Regions from separate parts of the Homo sapiens genome. Here region 1 is linked to region 2. The links are chromatin contacts, found by Hi-C or POLR2A ChIA-PET in ENCODE. All regions are on one chromosome and are shown on one strand. The core of a region is the stretch at or near the end of the contact, and the rest is flanking DNA. Distances in the headings are between cores, read along the strand shown. Region 1 overlaps GNAQ (G protein subunit alpha q). Region 2 overlaps GNAQ (G protein subunit alpha q).

Region 1 (5,654 bases), core at 512-3,011, 160 kb after region 2:
ATTTAATTCACCAACAGTCTCGTCAACAGATCTGGAGGCAAAAAAAGCTTCCATGGTCAAACAAGTTTGGAAAATTCAATAATATCCCCAATGCTAGGCTCATGGATTTATAGCACCTTTCTAGGTAAGGGCCATTGCCTTTTTATAACTTCTGTGTTCTGCAGCACAGACCTCTGTTTGACTATTTATAACCATTATTCTCCCCATTCTCTTACTTGGACTTCAGAATCCATTTGTCAAATACCTATTAACATTCCAATTAACTTAGTTTTCCATTAACTTAATTTTCCATTAATTAATGTTCCTCAGATATTCTTTGAAAGTAGTCATACAGACCATACCCTAATTGTTTTGAATTTTAATGAATATGCATATCTTTAATCTCTCTTTTCAATTTTTTTAAATCAACTGTGACTTTGTATAAACTCTCTGAAGATAAACTAGTTTTTTTGGTGGTATTAATAATGCATACATACATACACACACACACACACACACACACACACACACACCCATACTAGGATAGTACAACATCATAATTATGAAGATAATAGTAGAACTTCAGAGAGTGCAAAATTTTAAATTGTACCCCAAGATTTTATAGACCTGAAGGCAGTGTTCTTTGTAATGGAATTATGTAATTATATCAATCAACATACTCTGGAAGTGTTTGATGTAGGTTTTGCCATGCTGCATCAAGCATCTGACCTACAATGTCATTGATACTGATAATTATGACATTACAGACAAACATGAAAAAGGAAAATGTTAAGCAAAGAACCAAATAGAAGAATATTTACATGGAAAATGGTAGTGGTAGGGCCAAGAAAGAGATTGAGTTCTCTGAAAAGAAAAAAAAATATATTTTAAACAATAAAGGAGGGGTATTTCCTTTACCCAAGAAGGAATCCCCATTCTATGTTAGAATGAGCAAATAAAGCCTATAGGCCAGCAAAACCAAGAGGAGAATTGTAGTTCCAGCAAATGTTTTTTGGGAAAGACAGTATAACTATAGTCATTGATTATCTTGGTGACCATAATGGAGATTAAAAATAAAAATCTAATGATAGAAGAACAAACTTAATAATGAGTTAATAAATCAGTTTGTGAAGTCTTAATGAAAGGATATGTGGCAGTTTAATAAACTTTCTTCTCTAACATTGTAATCTAGAACATTGTATTTAACATACATTCTCTATTTTTCCTTTTCATCATTGTCTTGTGTATTGTCTAACACATGAGCGATAAATATTTGTTGAAATAATTATTAATGGTACTTTTGAGATACCACAAGATTTCATAGTAATTATAATATTTTGTACTAGGCATTTTAGAAACATCTCTTTTACTTTTCCTAACAGCCCTACAACAAATTGTTCCATCTTATAGATGAAGAAACTGAGGTTCAGGAAGGTTGAGTGACTTGTCTAAAGACACAGGGCTGGTACATGACAGAGTTATTATTGATACCTGATTTGGTCTCAGGCTGTTCAAGTTCTTCCTCTTTGCTACTGTGGTTCCCAGAATTACTAATTTGAGATTCAGTAGTCTCCATCTAATGCCAAGTTTAAGAAGGACATGGAAGCTTAGTAAAGGAGAATCAGTAGATCCTTACCACTTAAAGACTCCACACAGAAGATCTTTCGTTTTCATGAGGGGCTTCAAAAGGCTGTGTCATGTAGTAATTTCTAATTTTGCTGAGCCACATGTTGAATCATAAGTGTGGAGAGGCTGTTTTATGGGAGTGAATCACTCACAATGAGAACCCAGCCAGCAGCAGTTCAGTATGACTTTGCTGTTCTTTGTCATTTATGCAGTAATGCTCAGAAAAAGATAAAACAACAACTGTCACTCTGCATATAATGCACCTGAAAGGTCAGGGTTCAGGTTCTAATGAAGTCAGAAAACGTGAAACAGTCTGATAAATACAGTTCACGTCCAAGTTTTCTGCAGGAGATTTTATGCTAAGCAGTATTTGCAAATTTGAGAACTCAGAGATCTATTATCCAGTCAGGGCCTCCAGACTGTAATTTCACATTTGAGCAAATTTAGGCTTCAGTGACTTTCCCAATGTCACAAGAATCTAGTAGGTATTTGTACCATGGTTTATATTTTTTGTACTATTTTTCCTTTTTTTTTTTTTTTTTTTGCATTTTAAATAACTAGTAGCCTTAAGTGTCTGGCTCTTCTTCGAGTATTTTATATGCATTCTGTAATTTATCCCTCTAAAATAAGTGCTATGATTACCTCCATTTAATGGATTATGAGAGGGAGGTAATTAGGAAGCAGAGGTTGAGGATGTTAAATAGCTTGTACAAGATGACAGTCAGCTAGTACTGGGTGGAAGTGGAATTACAACACCAGCAGTCTTGTCTCAGCATCCATCATTTCACTCTGTACTTCCTTTGAGCAGAAGAAAACAAAACCAAAAAGGCTGAGGGTTTTTTTTTTTTTTCCACAGTCCATTTAGGAGTTGGTGATTTTTTTCTTTAGAGTCAAGTGCCAAAAGGAAATAAGCACTTAGAAAAAAAGTAGGAAGATGTGTGCTGCAGTTCAGAATTGAGATGAAGTCTGATGCTGGCTTGCACTTTTTCTGATTTTGAGGTCTTCTGTGTGTGTTGGGCATCCCTTCAGACAGAGCAGGCCTAATAAGCTGGATATTTGTGTCTAAGAGCTTCCACAAATGTGGAAGTTACCATTTGGCTTTCTACTTCTGGGTAGGTGTGACATTCCAGTCTAAAGCCGCCTTCAGCTGTTAATGAGATTTTGAAAATCCTTCCAAAGTGACTATGAGGTCTTTTTCATTTCACCTAAAGGCTTGGCCTGCTGTGGGCTGGGTAAGACCCACTTTGGTAGGACCTCAGTTCCTCCTTCCCTTTGCAGAAGCAAACATGGAAACATCAACACATCGAAGATTTACCTGAATTTTATGACGACTGAATCTGAAAACAAGACATTACCACATTGGCACATCTTGCGGTTTCCATGTGGTCTTTCCCTAGAATTCTGCCAGAGTTCCTGAGAGTAGCTACTTAGTTCTCACAATGTTCCCTCTAAGCCTTGCCACCAGCTTGCTAAGAATTCTGAAAGCTAGCATTCATCATTATTTCCACCCAGTATATTTTAACTGTAACTTAAAATGAAATAGAATTATATTTTACATTTTGTTTATGTGATTCATTAAATCATACTAGGTATTTTTGGGTGTTTTTTTTTTTTTTTTTTTTTTTTTTTGGAGAGATGGTATTTCTCTCTGTTACCTAGGCTGGAATGCCGTGGTGCTATCATAGCTCACTGTAACCTTGAACTCCTGGGCTCAAGTGATCCTGCTGCCTTAGCTTCCCAAGTAGCTGGGACTACAGGCACATACCACCACGCTCAGCTAATTTTTCTGTTTTTTATAGAGATGGGGTCTTGCCATGTTGCCCAGGCTGGTCTTGAACTCCTGGCCTCAAGTGATCCTTCTGCCTCTGCCTCCCAAAGTGCTAGGATTACAGGCATGAGCCAGCATGGCTGGCCCTCCCTTGCTTTTCTGTGCACAATGTTCAAAATAAACAAGATAGTCTGTTGTAATTGACTTGTTACTTGTAATATTTGAGGTGAGTTTTTTCCTTTTCATCATTGTCTTTTTCATTAATAATTGTTTAATTTAGCTTAACTACTTATAATTTTTACTACTATTTCACATTCGACATTTGGACAAATAGAAAAAAAGTATCTAATTTATCTTCCTACTCTAACATACTAGAAAATATTGTTTCCACATACAGAACTTTTTTTTTTTTTTTTTACAAAAAATTGAGAGTATTGCATTTCCATTGGGAACGTTTATATGCACAATTTTAAAAATCTGTATATATTTTGTAAAATGCTGTCATACTTTTAAATAACTTAGAGAATCTGAGATGAAAGCTCTTACATAAATGCAAATTATGGTTGATTATATTTGAATGTCATTTTCCAAAACAGCAAGGATGGAATGAAACAACAAAGCTTAGGAGGCAGTAAAAGTGACTTAGAAATTCCAACCTAGGTGAAGGCAACATGGTGATTGCTCTGTTTTTGAGGGCAATATTCTCTCTCAGTTTTGATGGAGGTTGACTTCTGAGTAACGGGTTTATAGCAGAGACAAATATAACTTACACTGTAGAGGTTAATTTGAATTCAGAGTCAACATGAAACTTTCTCACAAGACAGTTTTTTTTTGTTTTGTTTTTGTTTTTGTTTTTTTTGTTTTTTGCAGTCAAAAGAAAGTAGCTTCTTTTAACTGTGAACAGCAGTCACAGTTTTTAAAAAGTGCCATGTTTATTTTGTCCATGCTGCTTTTCCTTGGAGGGATCATTCATCTTCATCTTCACCCGCCAGCTAAATCCCACCTTCTCTCTGACACCTCGTTTGACCTCCTTGGTCCGTACACAGTTGCACTTAACACCATCCCCATGCAGCATCGCTCATGTGCGTATGTAACTGCATTCTGTTCTATATTCTCAGTTATTGTGTGACATAGTAAGTTCTTGTTTTGCTCAGTGGTACTGGGTGCTCCCAGAGGGACAGTGTCTTAACATTTTGGTGCTCTGTGCGTTGTAGATGTATTCATTATATATTTACAATCATACAGCTTATGGCTAGATGAGCTCTTTGGTGATTTGGTTTAATTGCCTTTTCTTATGAACACAGAAAATTAAGTTATAAAGAGGAAAAGTAGTTTCTCCTAAAGGTTATGACCAGTGTTATGGGTAAAGCCAGAATTAGAAGTTAGAATGCCTAATTTCTAGTGTAGTTCAGTTCCTCCCTCCCTCCCTCCCTCCTTCCCTTCCTTCCTTCTTTCCTTTGTTCCTTCCAACCAACCAACAAATATTTATTGAACATCTACCACTTGCCAGGCACCTTGCTAGGCCCTGATTATGCGGTGTTGAGCCTATCTTGGAACTTGGAACTTAAACCATGATTAGAGAGAAAGACAACAAATATTACACTGCCTAAGAGGCAGAGCACAGCAGTGGGGATTCATTGAGGAGCCAGTGATGCTCTGTTTTCAAAGGGCGAGTCTCAGAGGGGAACGATGATTGAGGTGGGCCCCACCTGGCGTGGGATTCAGGAACAGGACTCCAGGCTGGTAAGATTGTGGGTGGGAGAACACGGAAGATTGCCTACACAGGGACTCAGTACAGAAAGCAGCTACAGGGATTCATTTTCCAAAATCAGAATACCAGCAAGAGCTAGGGCTTCTCAGTTACTAGATCCGATTGTCACAGTCAGAACAGAACAAATAAGAAAGGTGATTTCTTCAGTCTTAGTGTGTTGAGCTTCCTAAAACCTTAAGTCAAGATTAGTCTATTGGCATGGGGCCCTTCTCACACAAGAGAAAGGAAGGAAGGTAAAGGCCTAACATGGATCACATTTATTAAAATTCTATCTGCTTAATACTCTTGTGAAATGAATAGTTTGGCCATGATGTCATCATGATAGCCATTCCCTAACCTTGTTTAGAAGTTTGTATTTCTATACAAAATCAGGATTGTTTCAGTAATTATCAGCCATCTGCCTCCAGTGTCCAACACAATTAGTTATTTGTGCTTAGTTGCATATTTATGTATATATACTTTGTGTGTGTATATATATATGTGTGTGTATATATATATATTGCATTCCAT
Region 2 (5,362 bases), core at 2,860-5,359:
GTGGCCTTCCACACCTTCTGCATGACTGGACTTTGCCTTCAGCGTCTTCACATGGCCTGTAGGGCACAGCCTCTTGCAAAGGAAGTGCTCAGAAGGTATATTTAGAAATGAATTTCCTAAACAGTTGAAAGTATCCTTCATAAACAAAAGGACTGATTATATTTTTTCCTCTCTTTTTTTGATGATTAAAAGCATTTTAAATACTATTTTTTTTGTCTTGATTGATTAAAGGAAATACTATGTATGGCAGAATATTGGCAGTGAGTAGAAATTCAAAGCAGGCTTAATATTGACTTTATGGAGAGATAGGGAAAGGCCAATTAAATAATGAAAGTAAAGGCTTACATAATATTGTATACTAATGTAATTAAATAAATGTGGAAAAATCCGTGTATTTAAATGGGGGGTCTGAATCTAACACCTCACCACTCACTTTCTAATAGAAGCTATTTTTGTAAGTGTGTGGGAGTCTGGCAATATCCTTTCAGATAGAAATCATTGTAGGTTTAAATCACTGATATAGCATGGATTAAGCAGATGAAAGCAATGAAGGAAGAGCCTGTTTAGATTCCAGAGAATAAAATTCATAGAACTGTGAGAGGTGGAGCTTGAAATACTGCCACAGTTTTGAAGTTGTTTTAGTGACATCATGTTTCTATGCATGATTCTTACATATGTATCAAAGTGTGGGAGTATTCATCTTCCAGAATTCTAGAATTCATGATTTTGTAATCTAGCCTATCAAGTGATTCACATACAAAGCCTTTCTTTTTTCCTGAACTGTTGAATTTGGATAAATTGTGAATTGTGTTTTTTTTTTAAACTAGTAAAGTGGTATCTTTTGGAATTGCTTCTTAATTGTCTATGGTAAGGCATAAGGCACGTTGCATGTTGCTTTTCAAAATATCTTGATATGATAAAGTGCAGTTCAGAACTGTAATAAAAGGGGCTATTTTTTAATATCCCAGAGAGTTTAATTATAAAATAATTTTGTAGTAACATGATCTTTGACCAAATTTCCGTCTAGCATTGTAGATCTTCATTTTGTATATTTTCTTTAGTTTTATGACAAGAATAATAATACTCATTCTCCTCCTCATATTTTCTTAGGACCTGAGTAAGTACTACAGCTTGATGCTCAGTCCTCACTTACTGTGGCTAATTCGAGAGACACTTGATACTGAAATGCAAGATCTGGTGTTACTCAGCACTGGTTTATGAGCACCAGGGGCTATGCTTTTTGCTATATACACATCACAGTCTGCCTTCATAGTACCCCTGCAGAGGAGGTGGTATTGTGCCTGTTGTACAGGGTAAGAAACAAAGGTTCAGAAAACTTCAGTAACTCTTTCAAGGCTTGAGGTCACACCACAAAGAACGTAGTTTATCCAGGATTTGAACTCAGCATTCTGTTACCCCACAGCCGTTGCTCTTTCTGTTGTGCAGCATTGATTCTCTTGTAACTTTGTCTATTTTCATAAATTAATTTGTCTCTAGGAACAGGCAGCTTTCTCTCTTCTAGATGTTATGACCTATTTTCTGTCTCATAACATGGCCAAGTACATAATTTGAGACTGTGTTTTTTATTGTTTGTCTTACGTTGTTTTTCAGCAAATAAACATTAACCAAAATCAGGTAGCCAAGATGCCAAATCATGTAGCAAACCTACACATAGGGGGAACAAAGAAAAACTGAACATGCTAAGTAAGCCATCTTTTCACCTAGCGTCTTAATTGTGAGGCATATATGTTGCATGTTGCTTGTGAAAGTATCTTAGTATCATAAGATGCAGTTCAGAATTGTAATCAAAGAAGGGGCTATTTTTTAGTCTTCCAGAGAGTTCAGTCTCCCCCCCCTTGGGCATGCACCCTGGGGCTTTGGGACCTCAGAGGTTCTTTTTATTAGCTTAATTGTTTAGCTCGTTAACTGTTCCCTTGTGCTTTCCTAGTAAGGGGCACTTCCCTACTAGAAGGGGATGAACTCCAGCTGGTATTGAGGTCATATGAGTGTAGTTTTGATTGAAAAAAAGAACAACATGGACACAAATATTGGCCATGACAGGTAGATATCAAATAGTTCTTTCATATATTTTAATTTTAATTTAATTTAATTTAATTTTTTTTTTTTTGAGACAGAGTCTCGCTCTTGTTGCCCAGGCTGGAGTGCAATGGCGCCATCTCGGCTCACCGCAACCTCTACCTCCTGTGTTCAAGCAATTCTCCAGCCTCAGCGTCCCGAGTAACTGGGATTATAGGCATCCGCCACCGTACCTGGTTAATTTTTGGATTTTTAGTAGAGACAGGGTTTCACCATGATGGCCAGGCTGGTCTTGAACTCCTGGCCTCAGGTGATCTGCCCACCTCGGCCTCCCAAAGCACTGGAATTACAGGCATGAGCCACCACCCAGCCGAATTTTTATTTTATTTTTCTGAGACAGAGTCTTACTCTGTCACTCAGGCTGGAGTACAGTGGCACAATCTAGGCAGAGGCAACCTCTGCCTCCCAGTTTCAAGCGATTCTCGTGACTCAGTCTCCTGAGTAGCTGGGATTACAGGTCAGTGCCACCACGCCCGGCTGATTTTTGTGTTTTTAGTAGAGACATGGTTTTACCATGTTGTCCAGGCTGGTCTTGAACTGACCTCAATTGATCCACTCGCCTCGCCTCCCAAAGTGCTGGGATTATAGGCGTGAGCCACTGTACCTGGCCCATTTTTTTTAAAAGTGAAAAACCAAACTAAAGTGTGATAATAGTTTTGAACATTTAGTGGAGTGTAAGAAAAGAGAACCCATTTGACTCAGGTTCACTGATAAAGGGTTCTATTTCCTTTTCTAGGAGTTGAGCATTGCTGTTGGTTTTGTGGGAGGTAATATTTACACAATCATACTGCTGTGGATGTAGCTAAATAGTTTATTGGTTAATCCCCACACAAGACAGGAAAGATGTAATTATAACTACAGAGAGAAAACAATCATCAAGGTTTTAAAATCTAGCAATGCAAAGGGAGTGAAAGAGCAGACAGAAGCCTGAGGCTAGAAGGCAGGAAAAGAGGCAGGAGGGAGAGGGACCTTGGTACTCATTTTCTTCTTTTACATGGTGGGATGTAGAGAAATACTGTGTAATACTGCTGAAACAGGAAACAGAGCTAACCAATTGAAGGACTAAAAATAGTATAATCAAGAAAACTAGAGACAAAATAGAGGTGAAGTAAGTGTGAATGAGTTAGATACGGGGGAGGCGGTAAGTCAGTAGATTCTGTCTGAAGTTGACACATCAGGGATAGAAGCCTGTCATTTCGTTAAGCTGATCACCATAGAAGGACTGTAAAAGCAATAATGGAAGGGAGTGGAAATGGGGAGTATGGGCCCAGAGACACTTACTTTCCACTTTTTACCATGCTTCTGTTTAGGAAAAGTTACCTGCACATGTATTACTTTTCATATAATTTAAGAAAAAGGAAGAATTTCAGCAAATTGTAGATGTACAGTGTCAGGAATAATTTTCCACGCATACTATGACATTACTGTTATTACTAGGGTACCAGGGACTGCTGTTGCCACTGGTGGAGGGTTCTGGTTTCCAAAGAATCAGGACAAGGGGGTTAAGTTGGGGCAAGGTGACAGATAACTACACCCATGATCCCATTCAGGTATTCAACTGGTTTCATGGTTGGATCCTGATCAAAATATGGCAGAAGTATTTAGATAGAAGAAACATAAAGGAAAGAACCCCACTAGCCTTCTTCAGACTTGCAAAGTGAAAATGTTCCTCCTATAAGGGGCTGCTGGGGAAGCCCAGCACCCTGGCTAATGCTCCAGGGTTGCAGAACCCCGCTTCTTGTTCTGGGATGCCATGGCCATTCTGGAGAGTGCATGTCTGCGTTGCCTTTGTTTTCTCTAGTCTGAGGAGTGGCTGAGCTTCAGGGCACTGACTTCCTCCCAGGAACTTCCTGAAAGGGGAAATTTCGACTTTGCTGTATGAACACTCTGAATGCCTGTGGGTTGAACAATGGTAGCTGCTGTTGTTTTTTTTTCAAGAGGGAGCTCAATTTTGTTTTGACCTTGGGAAGTGTGGATAGTTGTGTTCATGGCGCCTCCATGTGGGCGGTCAAGGAAGAAAGTCTTGGGGTAGGAGCCCTTGGAGAATGAGGACTTGATTTTGCCATTTTTGCTTTTGGCCTTAATCTGTGTTGTTGTGGAGACAGTAGTACTGAGATGGGGTTAGGGTGGGGAATGGAGTGTGGAGAAGGGCCAGGGAAGGAGCTAACTAGAGGGTTAGTGCCAATAGCTGAAGGAAGCGCTCTGCCTTAGGAGGCTTTATAAATAGTTGCCTTTATCCAGTGTGTCTCATTTTGCCTCTCTCAGGCCTAATTTCTAAATAATCCCATTTTTCAAGATAAAGGAGATAAAAAGGGGTACTCTGAGATTCTCCCAGCAGGTGTGAAATCCTGCCTAATAATTGTAGCTGCAGATTTCTCTATCAGGAATTGATTTGCTGTTAATATAGTCTAGTGCTTGATGCTTGCAAAGTCATATGCCTTTGGGATTCAGGCAGGTGGTTTTAAATGAGTGACACTGGGTGGGACCTCTGGCCAACTAAAACCTTATGGCTCATTGAAGCTGTTGTTCAGCTTTGAATGTTGCCATGTATGGAGAGCAGGTTTTTAGGCTTGCCAGAGCTTCCAGTTTTTCCAGGTAAATAAAATATCTGCTTTTTATGTGAAATCTCTTGGATTTTAAATGTTGCCAACTAATCGAAAAGCTTAAAACTATTGTCTAGAATTAAAAAACAAGCCTGGGCCGGGCGTGTTGGCTCACGCCTGTAATCCCAGCACTTTGGGAGGCTGAGGTGGGTGGATCACGAGGTCAGGAGTTTGAGACCAGCCTGACCAATATGGTGAAACCCCATCTCTGCTAAAAATGCAAAAATTAGCCAGCGTGGCAGCGCGTGCCTGTAATCCCAGCTACTTGGGAGGCTGAGGCAGGAGAATCACCTGAACCTGGGAGGCGGAGGTTGCACTGAGTTGAGATCGTGCCATTGCACTCCAGCCTGGGCAACAGAGCGAGACTCTGTCTCAAAAAAAACAAAAACAAAAACAAAAAAAAACCAAAAACCAAAAAACAAAAACCAAGCCTGTTGAGTGGATAGTTTTTGGCTGCCAATTTTTACCACTGGTTAGGACTCTTAACACCTGACCCCAGTTGTTCTTCAGCCTTGATTGTTGAAAATGAGCTGAACATTTACTGGGCACTTTACTTTGTGTTCTACCTTTTTCTAAAAGCATTTAAAGATGCTTTTGTTAAATATAAACTAATATAAATTAGAAGCAGGTGGAAGACAAAAAGTTAAAACAACTGCAGGATA

Evidence for each region. Hi-C counts contacts between places; a loop is a spot of excess contacts on that map. ChIA-PET counts read pairs that join two places held with the same protein, here RNA polymerase II (POLR2A). Pooled maps may share reads with other maps.
Region 1: a loop to region 2 is called in a pooled map, with 3 times the contacts of the local background. The contact joins two enhancer-like sites. A Hi-C loop is called at or near these places in 2 of 50 pooled maps. POLR2A ChIA-PET finds 5 or more read pairs at or near these places in 2 of 52 experiments (A549 and activated B cell).

Annotation. Positions count from the first base shown.
Region 1 is chr9:77,816,583-77,822,236 of GRCh38, reverse strand. All of the region lies in intron 2 of GNAQ (G protein subunit alpha q), which reads left to right. Among named protein-coding and RNA genes, the nearest start is that of GNA14, 170 kb to the right of the region's middle. Within about 2 kb of position 1,761, at least 4 of the 41 ENCODE cell types and tissues checked have a DNase peak (open chromatin) inside an H3K27ac peak, as active enhancers do.
Region 2 is chr9:77,976,123-77,981,484 of GRCh38, reverse strand. The region is part of intron 1 of GNAQ (G protein subunit alpha q); the gene reads left to right. Among named protein-coding and RNA genes, the nearest start is that of GNAQ, 53 kb to the left of the region's middle. RefSeq lists an enhancer at 3,858-4,152. Within about 2 kb of position 4,109, at least 13 of the 41 ENCODE cell types and tissues checked have a DNase peak (open chromatin) inside an H3K27ac peak, as active enhancers do.